Linked DNA regions of Homo sapiens: region 2 is linked to region 1. A link is a contact called in ENCODE Hi-C or POLR2A ChIA-PET data. All regions are on one chromosome and are shown on one strand. Each heading gives the region's core, a stretch centred on a gene start or an enhancer-like site at or near the end of the contact. The rest is flanking DNA. Distances are from core to core; before and after follow the strand shown. Region 1 has its middle 23 kb from the start of KCTD15. Region 2 overlaps GARRE1 (granule associated Rac and RHOG effector 1).

What was found. A loop is a pair of places that touch in the nucleus more often than their neighbours do. ChIA-PET counts read pairs that join two places held with the same protein, here RNA polymerase II (POLR2A). Pooled maps may share reads with other maps.
Region 2: a loop to region 1 is called in a map with no recorded cell type, with 10 times the contacts of the local background. The contact joins two enhancer-like sites. A Hi-C loop is called at or near these places in 1 of 37 single-sample maps with no recorded cell type and 2 of 50 pooled maps. POLR2A ChIA-PET finds 5 or more read pairs at or near these places in 1 of 52 experiments (activated naive CD4-positive, alpha-beta T cell).

Annotation. Positions count from the first base shown.
Region 1 is chr19:33,816,960-33,822,491 of GRCh38, forward strand. No RefSeq gene overlaps it. Among named protein-coding and RNA genes, the nearest start is that of KCTD15, 23 kb to the left of the region's middle. RefSeq lists enhancers at 3,297-3,496, 3,375-4,369. Within about 2 kb of position 3,357, at least 30 of the 41 ENCODE cell types and tissues checked have a DNase peak (open chromatin) inside an H3K27ac peak, as active enhancers do.
Region 2 is chr19:34,349,319-34,354,850 of GRCh38, forward strand. GARRE1 (granule associated Rac and RHOG effector 1) reads left to right here. Exons shown (of 14, transcript NM_014686.5): 13 at 2,196-2,274; 14 at 3,329-5,532. The coding sequence ends at 3,637. Among named protein-coding and RNA genes, the nearest start is that of GPI, 13 kb to the right of the region's middle. Within about 2 kb of position 2,038, at least 4 of the 41 ENCODE cell types and tissues checked have a DNase peak (open chromatin) inside an H3K27ac peak, as active enhancers do.

The DNA of each region.
Region 1 (5,532 bases), core at 2,107-4,606:
CAGAGACAGGAAAATGGCTGCATTGGCCCTGGAAGATACTCAATTTCTCCTAAGTAGATGACAAGGTGGAAAATACAAAAATGGGAAACTGCCAGGGGATATTCAGTTGGAGGCAGGAAATCTGCCTCAGTTCAAAACAATAGGGAGGTCTAGACAGAGCTAGAGGGACAACTGATGGCCAGAGAAGGCAGCCGCTGGCCTGGATGGAGTCTGACATCTGGGCTGATGTAGCTGTTGTAGGAAGTAGGATGTCACAGGTTGATGGCCATCTCAAGGGGGGTAGGCAATGTGTTTAGCCACAAGGCTCAAGTCAGCCAAGTAATATTGGTCTTGTCACATGTGTGATGAGAATGTGGGTGGCTCTCTTTGCTCACCCCAACCCCGCCCAAAGGAGGAGTTTCCTTGTAGAGAGAGGGCTTGCCCTCACCTGGAGATCAGGGGCTGGCAGCTGTCTTATCTCTGATGGAAGATTTGATGTGGAGTTACCTGCACTGAAGAGTCTGGGTCACTGTATAGGGTAAAAGCCCACATCGTTAACTGCCACAAATTTTAAAATTTTCTACAAATGGATTTGCTTAGAATGAATGGTAAGAAAAGGGTCAGGTGCAGTGGCACACACCTGTAATCCCAGCACTTTGGGAGGCCAAGGTGGGTGGATCATTTTAGGTCAGGAGTTCGAGACCAGCCTGGCCAACATGGTGAAACCCTGTCTCTACTAAAAATACAAAAATTAGCCAGGCATGGCGGTGCGTGCCTGTAGTTCCAGCTACTCGGGAGCCTGAGGCAGGAGAATCGCTTGAACCTGGGAGGCAGAGGTTGCAGTGAGCCGAAGTCTCACCACTGCACTCCAGCCTGGGTGACAGAGTGAGACTCCTTCTCAAAAACAGGAAAAAAAAATGGTAAGAATAGAAAGATGATATTAATGCATATGTGTCAAAAGCAGCTCCTGCCTTTATTAGTGAGAAGTTTCTCATTAGATCAAATGAAGTTTCTTGTCAGTATCCAGAGAAACCTACAAAGGCATCACAAAGATAAAGCTCTAACGTCCAACATAAAGCCCGAGACAAAAGATGGTCTAGAGCACCTGCTTGGAGGAAGGTCTATCCAGGAACAACTGTATTTAGGTTAAACTGCTAAATTCACCAACTAGGGCAGAGAGGCACAGAAACATTCCCTCCAGAACCCCTTTCCATTAAGAGTTCACTCCTGTCACCACATTCTAGGCAGCCCCGATGTTCTCTGGAGGACCGGTGAGGTAAGGTAATGCTTTGTGGACTAACAGAAAGAAAAAAGTGTTGGTGACAGCTAAGGGCAGCTTCCTGCCAGCACCAAGACTAGCGCTGATGTTCTCTTAGAAGCACCAGAGTTTTCTAAGGTGACCCAAATGGAACACAACCCCAGGGAAGGTTGAAAGTCAGAAAAGAAGAGCGCGTCTCTGCTCTTTCTGGATCTCACAACCAGCGAGTTCTCGCAGCCATGGCCTCTGTAAGCCCAGGGACATTTCTCTGTGAGCTTTCATTGGAAGGGAAACCCCAGCCCCAGAGAAGCCTACCCCGCCACATCCCAGGCTAATCCCTGGATCTGGTTCAGGAGCTCTCTTCCTGCAAGCCCCAAAGCTAGACAAGCAGAGCCCTGCCAGGCCCATGGTGACCTCTGCAGACCTAGGAACTGCAGGCAGAGTTGGGGGCTCGTTCCTGGGGAGGGGCCCACCCCTGAGGTTGTGCATCCAGGAGGGGCCCACCCCTGAGGTTGTGCATCCAGGCATGACTGACTGTTGGTAGCTGTTTACCCTCAGGGAAAGAGAACTTTCTGTGTTTTTATCTCCACCCCCAGTGGAAGGATATGTTGAGTAGAGTTTTTGCTTTTTGAGGAAAAGTCATGATTTGGAAAGGGGCGCTGATGTATCTGTTGAGGCTTTGGATGTTGATTTTTAAAGGGTCCCTGCTTCCCTGCAAAGATCCTTATCTTCACAACCACCCAAGAGCACCACTTATTGGTGGCCAGCATATGCCAAGCACTGCAGGTGCTTGGGAGGGCAAGATAGCTCATGAGGCTTGGAGCAGACATTTGTTTATGCACAGGAATTGTTCACTTTTTTTCTTCTCCTTTTTTTTTTTTTTTGTGAGACAGGGTCTCACTCCGTTGCCCAGGCTGGAGTGCAGTGGTGCAGTCTTGGCTTACTGCAACCTCTGCCTCCTGGGTTCAAGCGATTCTTGTGCCTCAGTCTCCCGAGTAGCTGGGATTACAGGTGTGCACCACCACGCCCAGCTAATTACTGTATTTTTAGTAGAGGCGGGGTTTTGCTTTGTTGGCCAGGCTGGTCTTGAACTCCTGGCCTCAAGTGATCCTCCCACCTTGGCCTCCCAAAATGCTGGGATTACAGGTGTGAGCCATTGCGCCCAGCCAGGAATTGTTTACTTTCAATTGTGTACTTGAAGCTCTGTAAATTTAACAGGAAGAGAGACCACATTGCAGTTTTCCACTTCGTCATGACACTGAACATGGATTACCCCAAATGCATTGATTTGCATGTAGAGAGAACCACCTCTCAGGCCTCAAGACTAGCGTCTCCATAGCAAAGGAAGCTTCTGTGAAATTCTAATGAGAGACCCAGAGAAAGAGGCAGGCACACTCCCGGGGACACACAAAGGAGAGGGGTTAGGGGTCAGCTGCATTTGGGGTTTTGTCTTTATTTCCATTACACAGAACAGCCAGTCCCGACAGCGCCCAGGCCCCACAGGACAATGCTGTTCCTGGACCCGGAGCCATGGCCGTGGAATAAGAGCTAGGTCTTCAGGGCCTCCTCCTAGGATCCTTCTTAACACAGAAATCACAAACCAGGCCAAAGTCTTAAAAAGCAGAGCCTGGGAGGGGCAGGGACGCCCAAGCCACGCTGGGGCCCGGGAGGCCTCCCGTCCTGCCCGCGGGAGAACCCAGGCCGCGCATCCCTGGCTGGACGGCGTCACCAGCCGTAGCTGGGCCAGGCCTGCTGCTCAAAGCCCGTGTCTAGGATGTCACCAGAGCTCCCTTTTCTGTGTCCTGGACCCGGTTCAGGGCCCCCGAGGAAGCTGCGGTTTGGGGCGAGCCGATTGCACCAGCAGGGCCGGGCTGCTGCTCCCGGGGCTGACGCGGGCCACGCCCTCCTGGACGCGGACACACCCCCATTTCCCCGGGCCCACAGAGCCACGCCTGGCCCTGCAGCCAAACAGCGGGAAGGCAGATTGGTACGAGTAGGTACAAGGCCCTGGAATTCTCGCCCGGTTGCCACACACTGCACGGAGCATAATTGGGGGAGGTTGTGCAACTGCCCGGGAAGCCGGGGCTCGCAACGAGGGCTCTCTCCAAGTCCCCATCACAGGCCTCCGGGGAGCCTCGGGACAGAGCCTGACGCCACCTTCGGGTGACATCGATGGCCTCGCTCTGGCAGAGGAGTAGTGTGGCTCTGCCGAGAACTGGGGAGCCCGGGTCCCCGCAGGGCCAAGGGGAGGGAGGGCTGGCGGAAGGGGCCGCGCCCACAGCCCCAGGTGGCAGCAGCGGCGGTGGCGGTCCCGACTGGCAGAGCCTAACGAGAACAGGGCCTATCCCCAGGGGCCCCGGGCTGGACGCAGACCAGATCTCGCGGGGGTGGGCTGGGAGGCGCCCGCCAGAGGCCGGAGGCTGACAGTGCCTTTCCTATCCTATGGGTCTATTGTGGGCCCGCGGAGCCCCCATGGGTGGGTCCATCCCCGGGCCCAGTGAGTCACTTCCCCAGGCCCCGGAGGCCTTCGTGGAAGGTGCCTCCCTTTCCGGCAAAGCATCCTTTGTTCTCCTGCTGGCTTTGCTTCCCAATCCTCTCTGAGTTGCAACCTTGAGGGTTTTAGGGGCACCAAGCTCCCAGGAGCACAGAGGTGGGCTTGGGTGCCACCTGGAGAGCGGGCTGCAGAAGGCTGCAGCTGCTTTTTTGCTTCCTCAGTTCCCTGCCCTCTCAAGGCCCAGGCTCTCCCACCTCCCCAGACGTCTGGGGAAACCCACACTGCCCTGCATAGGTTGTGGTGTGCAGCCTCCGGACTGCAGATCCTGAACGCGCATCAGGAGGGAGGGAGGGAGGTTTCGATGCTCTCGCCCTGGCCAGCACCGCTCTGAGTTGCTGAACTGGCCTCAAGGCTTCTCTTGCATCAGGGAGAGGCTTCCGGCACCACCACTGGCACTCCTCCTTCTCCCTCCCTTTAGCCTCCCCCAGTTCCCATGCCCAGGTGGAGGAACCCGTGTAGAAGCCCAGCCCAGGGAGGGAATTCATCAAAGCACCTTCCCACACAGCCTCTAGTTTGCCTCCTCTCCACTCCCACCTTCCAGCCCCAGCCTGGCTAGCCACGTGGGGGGCTCCTGTGCCAAGGAGTGCCCAGCTGCCGGGTGAGTGAGCAGCCCTGCACAGAAGGCAGCTGACTACCATACACACTACATGTGTGGAGAGCACCAGCCTTGCAGCCTGGCGAGGCTCTTGCTTTGAAGAAATAGAAGACTAATTATTTTATTTATTTATTTATTTATTTATTTATTTATTTATTTATTTATTTTTGAGATGGAGTCTTGCTCTGCCACCCAGGCTGGAGTGCATTGGTGTGATCTTGGCTCACTGCAACCTCCACCTCCCAGGTTCAAGTGATTCTCCTGCCTCAGCCTCCCGAGTAGCTGGGATTACAGGCGCCCACAACCACGCCTAGTTAATTTTTGTGTTTTTAGTATATGTGCTGCTGAAGTGAGCATGAATTTTTGTGTTTTTAGTACAGATGGGGTTTCACCATGTTGGACAGGCTGGTCTTGAACTCCTGACCTCAAGTGATCTACCCTCCTTGGCTTCCCAAAGTGCTGAGATTACAGGTGTGAACCACGGCACCCAGCCAGAAAACTAATTTCAAAACAAAAACAAAAGCACCCCTGTATGCACAGATTCTCAAATTGTATTTACTATTGGCAAAGAAAGGAAGGGGGCCCCTTAGTGTCCTAAAACCAGGAGAGATGAAATCGATTATGGAACATCAGTTGATGAAATACATTTATCCTTCCACAAATATCTACTGAGTGTCTACAATCAGCCTGGTTACTGGAGGCCAGGCTCTGAGTCGTGAGTGTCCCATGAATCACCAGCTCTCCAAACCCTGACATCTAACACCACCCACTTCCCACCCTCCCCAGGAAGAAACAATATTTAATAGTTTCATTTACACAGAAAAAGAAGGTGCAAGCTCTCTCCCTAAGGAAGAGCCAAAAAGCAGCCTCAACTGGCTCCAGAGCCTGTGCTCCTGGATTAAGAACAGAGATCAGTGTATTGGTTTCCTCTTGTGGCTATGACAAGTTACCACTAATGTGGCTTAGAAAAATACTATTTTTTTTTCTTTTTCTTTTTGTAGAGACAGGTCTCCCTATGATGCCCAGGCTGGTCTTGAACTCCTGGACTCAAGCGATCCTCCCACCTTGGCCTCTCAAAGTGCTGGGATAACAGGTGTGAGCCACCATGCCTAGCCCAACACTGATTTTAAGATGATATATTTTCAT
Region 2 (5,532 bases), core at 788-3,287, 530 kb after region 1:
GAGGCGGTTTCCACAAGGAAGAGCCGGCCTCATCTTGTGCAGATCAATTTGGGAGACGGGGTGGCCGGTGCTGGTCTGTGCCTTGCAGGAGGCACCCATTTCTGTGGGAAGAGCAGGCCTTTGGTTGCGAGTTCTAATCTGGACTCACCAACAGGCTCTGCAACCCTAGACAAGGGGCTGGCCCTCAATTACCCTCCATCTCTTTATTAAAGATGGATAAAATGACCTCTGAATGGCGTTTCAAAGTTGGGAAAAGTAGTAATTAGCTTTCAAAAGTAGTCACAAAAATTAAAATGGGCTCTGAACTGAGAGGAGAGCTTGGTTAGAAATAAGTAGAGAAACTGCTGTGGATATGAGAAAGCAAGGTCAGGGTGGCAGACTAAGGACCATGGGCAGGAGTAGAGGGCACGCAGGGCTCCCAGGCACTCGAAGCCATGCTGTAGAGCAGAGTGGGAGGCCGGGTTACTTGGTCCCTGCTGGACAGGCCAGGCTCTGTCAGATAGGCAGTGGGGAGCGGGTAGGTGAAGACAGAATGGTACTTGCACAGAATAGTAGTGGGGTGGGGGGTGGCATTGACCAATCACGAGCACACATTCAGATGCTTTCTGTCCACACTTGTAGTCCCAGCTACTCGGGAGGCTGAGGTGGGAGGATCACTTGAGCCTGGGAAGTTGAGGCTACAGTGAGCTGTGTTTGTGCCACTGCACTCTAGCCTGGGCAACAGAGTTAGACCCTGTCTCAAAAATCAAACAAAAAATCATGTCAGGTTAGGCTAGGTGCTCTGAAGGAAAATAAAGCAGGGTATGAGGGTAGTAAATGCAGAGAACAGGTGGATGTTCTATTTCCAGCACTTAGTCAATGAGGCTTCTGATGAGCAGAGAGCTGAACAAAGTGCGGCAGCAACTGGTGGGGAATCGGCAGTGGGGTGTGGGTGAGGTAGGAAGAGTCAAGGATGACACGCAAGTTTTCTGCCTGAGTTTCTGTGAAGGGCGCCATGAACTGAGGTGCTAAGCCTGCAGGAGGAGCAAGTTTGAACCGGGGGTGGAGTTTGAGACTTTTCTTTCAGACATATGACTGATTCGACTTCTAAGAAGTCACATCTGGCACCATCTCTGCAGAGACTGTTGTCTGCATGCAGGAGTGCTGGCTCTGATCTGGCCACATCCTGCCTTTTTCATTCAACCTTGTAACAGACTTTCATGTGATTAGTAAAACGAATGGGCTTTAAGTCACATATCCTTAGTGCTTGGAAACAGTATCTCTCTCTTTTTTTGTTTTTTTGAGACGGAGTCTCGCTCTGTTGCCCAGGCTGGAGTGCAGTGGCGCGGTCTTAGCTCACTGCAAGCTCCGCCTTCCGGGTTCACGCCATTCTCCTGCCTCAGCCTCCCAAGTAGCTGGGACTACAGGCGCCCACCACCATGCCCGGCTAATTTTTTGTATTTTTAGTAGAGACAGGGTTTCACCATGTTAGCCAGGATGGTCTTGATCTCCTGACCTCGTGATCCACCTACCTCGGCCTCCCAAAGTGTTGGGATTAAAGGCGTGAGCCACCGCACCCGGCCGGAAACAGTATCTCTTAAATAAATTAACAAAAAGCCGGCCGGACTCGGTGGCTCACACCTGCAATCCCAGTACTTTGGGAGGCTTAGGCGGGCAGATCACCTGAGGTCAGGAGTTCGAGATCAGCCTGGCCAACATGGTGAAACCCCATCTCTACTAAAAATACAAAAATTAGCTGGGCATGGTGGCACGCACCTGTAATCCCAGCTACTCGGGACGCTGAGGCACAAGAATTGCTTGAACCTGGGATGCAGAGTTTGCAATGAGCTGAGATCATGCCACTGCACTCCAGCCTGGGAAACAGTGAGACTCAGTCTCAAAAAAAAAAAAAAAAATAAAATAATAATAATAATAATAATAAAGCCAAAGAAGGTGGACTCAGCAGCTGAGTAAACCAGTGCCTGTCTTTGCCTGCCACCTCCACCCCCAGCTCCTCCACCTGCACTGGCAGTGCAGGAGCGCCGTCATTCACTGCTGGCTCCCCTTAGCCGCCTTTATGCCATTGACCCAGGCAGGCCTCCTCCCCTCCTAGAACCAGGGCCTGGAGATGCTGGAGCCTAGCACTAGTGTGTACCCTACAGGTGGGCTGGGCAGGAAGCCAAGCAATCACTGCCCTGAGCTCTTGGTTCTTGCAGGAAACACAGCAGTGGAGAGCAAGACACCAGCACGCTGCCCTCACCACCTCTCCTCACCACGGTGGAGGATGTGAACCAGGTATTCAGGCAGGCTCTGTGGGCACAGACTTGGGCTAGCTTCCACAGCTGCAGTTTTCAGAGGGCCTCAAAGTAATGAGGGATCTTCTTTGTGGTGATTAATTTTGTGTAAATGATTAGCCACCTCAGCTGACTCAGAGCCACAGGAAGCTCTACGGCTGTGCTGTCCAGTGTGATAGCCATTCACCACATGTGGCTATGTAAATTTAAATACAAATAAAAATTCAGGCCGGGTGTGGTGGCTGATGCCTGTAATCCCAGTGCTTTGGGAGGCCAAGGCAGAAGGATGGCTTGAGGCCAGGAGTTCTTGACCAGCCCAGGTAATATAGACACTGTCTCTGCAAAAAAATTAAAAGATCAGCTAGGCATGGTGGCACATGCCTGTAGTCCTAGCTGCCCAGGAGGCTGAGGCAGGAGGATGGCTTGAACCCAGGAATTTGAGATTACAGTAAGCTATGATTGCACCATTGCACTCCAGCCTGGGTGACAGAGCGAGACTGCCTCTAAAATACTTTTTAAAAACAATCAGCCGGGCGCAGTGGCGACGCCTGTAATCCCAGCACTTTGGGAGGCCAAGGCGGGTGGATCACGAACGAGGTCAGGAGATCGAGACTATCCTGGCTAACACGGTGAAATCCCATCTCTACTAAAAATACAAAAATTAGCCAGGCATGGTGGCATGCGCTTGTAATCCGAGCTACTCAGAAGGCTGAGACAGGAGAATCGCTTGAACCCCGGAGGCAGAGGTTGCAGTGAGCCGAGATCGTACCACTGCACTCCAGCCTGGGCGAGAGACAGACTGCATCTCAAAAAAAAAAAAAAAAAGTTCCTTTCCTCAGTTTGCACTAGTCACATGTGGCGAGTGGCTACCATACTAGACCGTATAGGCACAGAACATGGCTATCATTGCAAGAAGTTCTGTTGGACAGGGGTGTGGGAGTGAGTGGGGCTCTCACCCGGCTTCCTAGGAGGGAATAAGGGCCAGGCATCTGGGGAGGTGGGAAATGATGATACATTGCCCGAAATGCCACTAAGAACTCTCTTTTGTTTCTCAGGATAACAAAACCAAAACGTGGCCACCCAAAGCACCCTGGCAGCACCCTTCCCCGCTTCCCAGCACGCTGCCCAGCCCCAGCGCACCACTCTATGCAGTCACCAGCCCTGGCAGCCAGTGGAACGACACCATGCAGATGCTGCAGTCCCCAGTGTGGGCCGCAACCAACGACTGCAGTGCCGCTGCCTTCTCCTATGTGCAGACCCCACCCCAGCCCCCACCCCCACCAGCACACAAGGCAGCACCCAAGGGCTTCAAGGCCTTCCCTGGGAAGGGTGAGCGCAGGCCAGCCTATCTGCCCCAGTACTGACCCCAGGCCAGCCAGCCTGCCTGCCTGCCTGCCTGCCCGCCCAGAGCTGTGGGGATGAGTGTCCCCACCCCAGGGCCACTTAGCTGACACCAGCCCCTCAGAGGACCAGTGCGCCCCATCCCAGGGAGGGTTCCTTGGGGACAAGGGTGGTTGGCAGCTCCAAGCCTTTAAACCTGGCTTCTGAAACGATGGCATCAGAGCCCTGGAGAGCCAGCTGGAGACACAGGCGTCTGGCCTTCAGGGGCTTGCTAGGGAACCTGCATGCCTAGTAAGCGCCACAGGTGACTCTGATGCAGGCGCCACAGCCACACTTGAAGAAACACAGCTCTTGGGTTTTTAGTCCTGCTGTGTGTTGGGAAGACATCAGGCCTGAAAGCTGAGGGCATAACTGACCATTTTTTGGAAACCCTCTCCTCCCTCCTCCACACCTTGAGTGATGACCACACCAATCACTGTATTTTATAGCTTTTTTTTTCATGTAGGTTTTTAGTTAAAACATCTCCTGCCTAAAATGCATTGAATATTTTAAGATAACAGATATACTGGCTGGAGGTTTGTTTAACACTATCTATATTTAAGCTTATACAAAATGGGCAAAATATAGAATATTTGTGATTGGAAGCAGTCACCTGGGGTTTCTGGGGGTGGACAGTTCCTCGCCACCCAGCAGCACCCTGGGACTGCGGCCTTTCCCAGCTTTATTGAAGCAGAATGGTGGAACTTGTGCCGGAGGTACACTGCTGAAGGTGCGTGGCGGTGGACCAGCCAGCTGCTGTCCATGTGCAGAGCAAGGCTGCACCTGCTGCCCTTCGATCCTTCCACACATGGCCAGGACACTGCCACAATCCTCGGGGTGTGGTCAAGGGGCACTCAGAGACACCTGCACTAGAAATTGCATTGACATTGTGAGCTGGCTCAGAAGACAAACCAATTAAGATGTAGATAGAAATTAATTTAAGGTCTTTTCTTAAAAAAAAAATCCACCTCATTTTCAGTTAACATGTGCCATTAAATAGATAACATCCTGTGGATTTAGGGATATTTTCCAGCCAGAATGGATCCAGAAGAATTGAATGGTGCTTAAATTGAGAAATAATAATAAATATATCTATATAGAATAGACATATCCCACTGTATATTAATTGAGGTTACAGAAAGTTCTTTATATAAAACTTATTTAAATTTTTCATATTTCATCTTTGAAAAAGTCTGAGAAAAATCCATAATATTTTCTGGTATGAAAGTTTGACAGTATTAATATTTTTTTTATATTTTCTTAAATCATTAAACCATTTTAATATATGTTAACTACTAATAAATGGTTTATTCTTTCTAACTCCATATAAGCTTTTCCAGCAAAGATTGTAATAACACATTTATGTTCTCGTTTTTCTACAGATATAAGTAAATTTATATATAAAAATACCAAAAAGAGGCTGGGCGTGGTGGCTCACGCCTGTAATCCCAGCACTTTGGGAGGCCGAGGCAGGTGGATCACCTAAGGTCAGGAGTTCGAGACCAGCCTGGCCAATATGGTGAAACCCCATCTCTACTAAAAATACAAAAATTAGCCGGGTGTGGTGGCGTGCGCCTGTAGTCCCAGCTACTCGGGAGGCTGAAGCAGAAGAATCGCTTGAACCCGGGAGGCGGAGGTTACAGTGAGCTGAGATTGTGCCACTGCACTCCAGCCTGGGTGACAGAGTGAGATTCCGTCTCAACAAGAAAAAAAAAAAAGAATATATATATATGTATGTATGTATGTATGTAAACACACACACTAATTTGAGAGGACCCGTAGGGTGTCTGAGCCCAGCCACCTGAGTTTTTAGTACTGTGTTGTCAGGCTCTTCCCAGGCCTCAGGTGTTGTCTTTTGTGCTGTGTGGGGATGCATTGC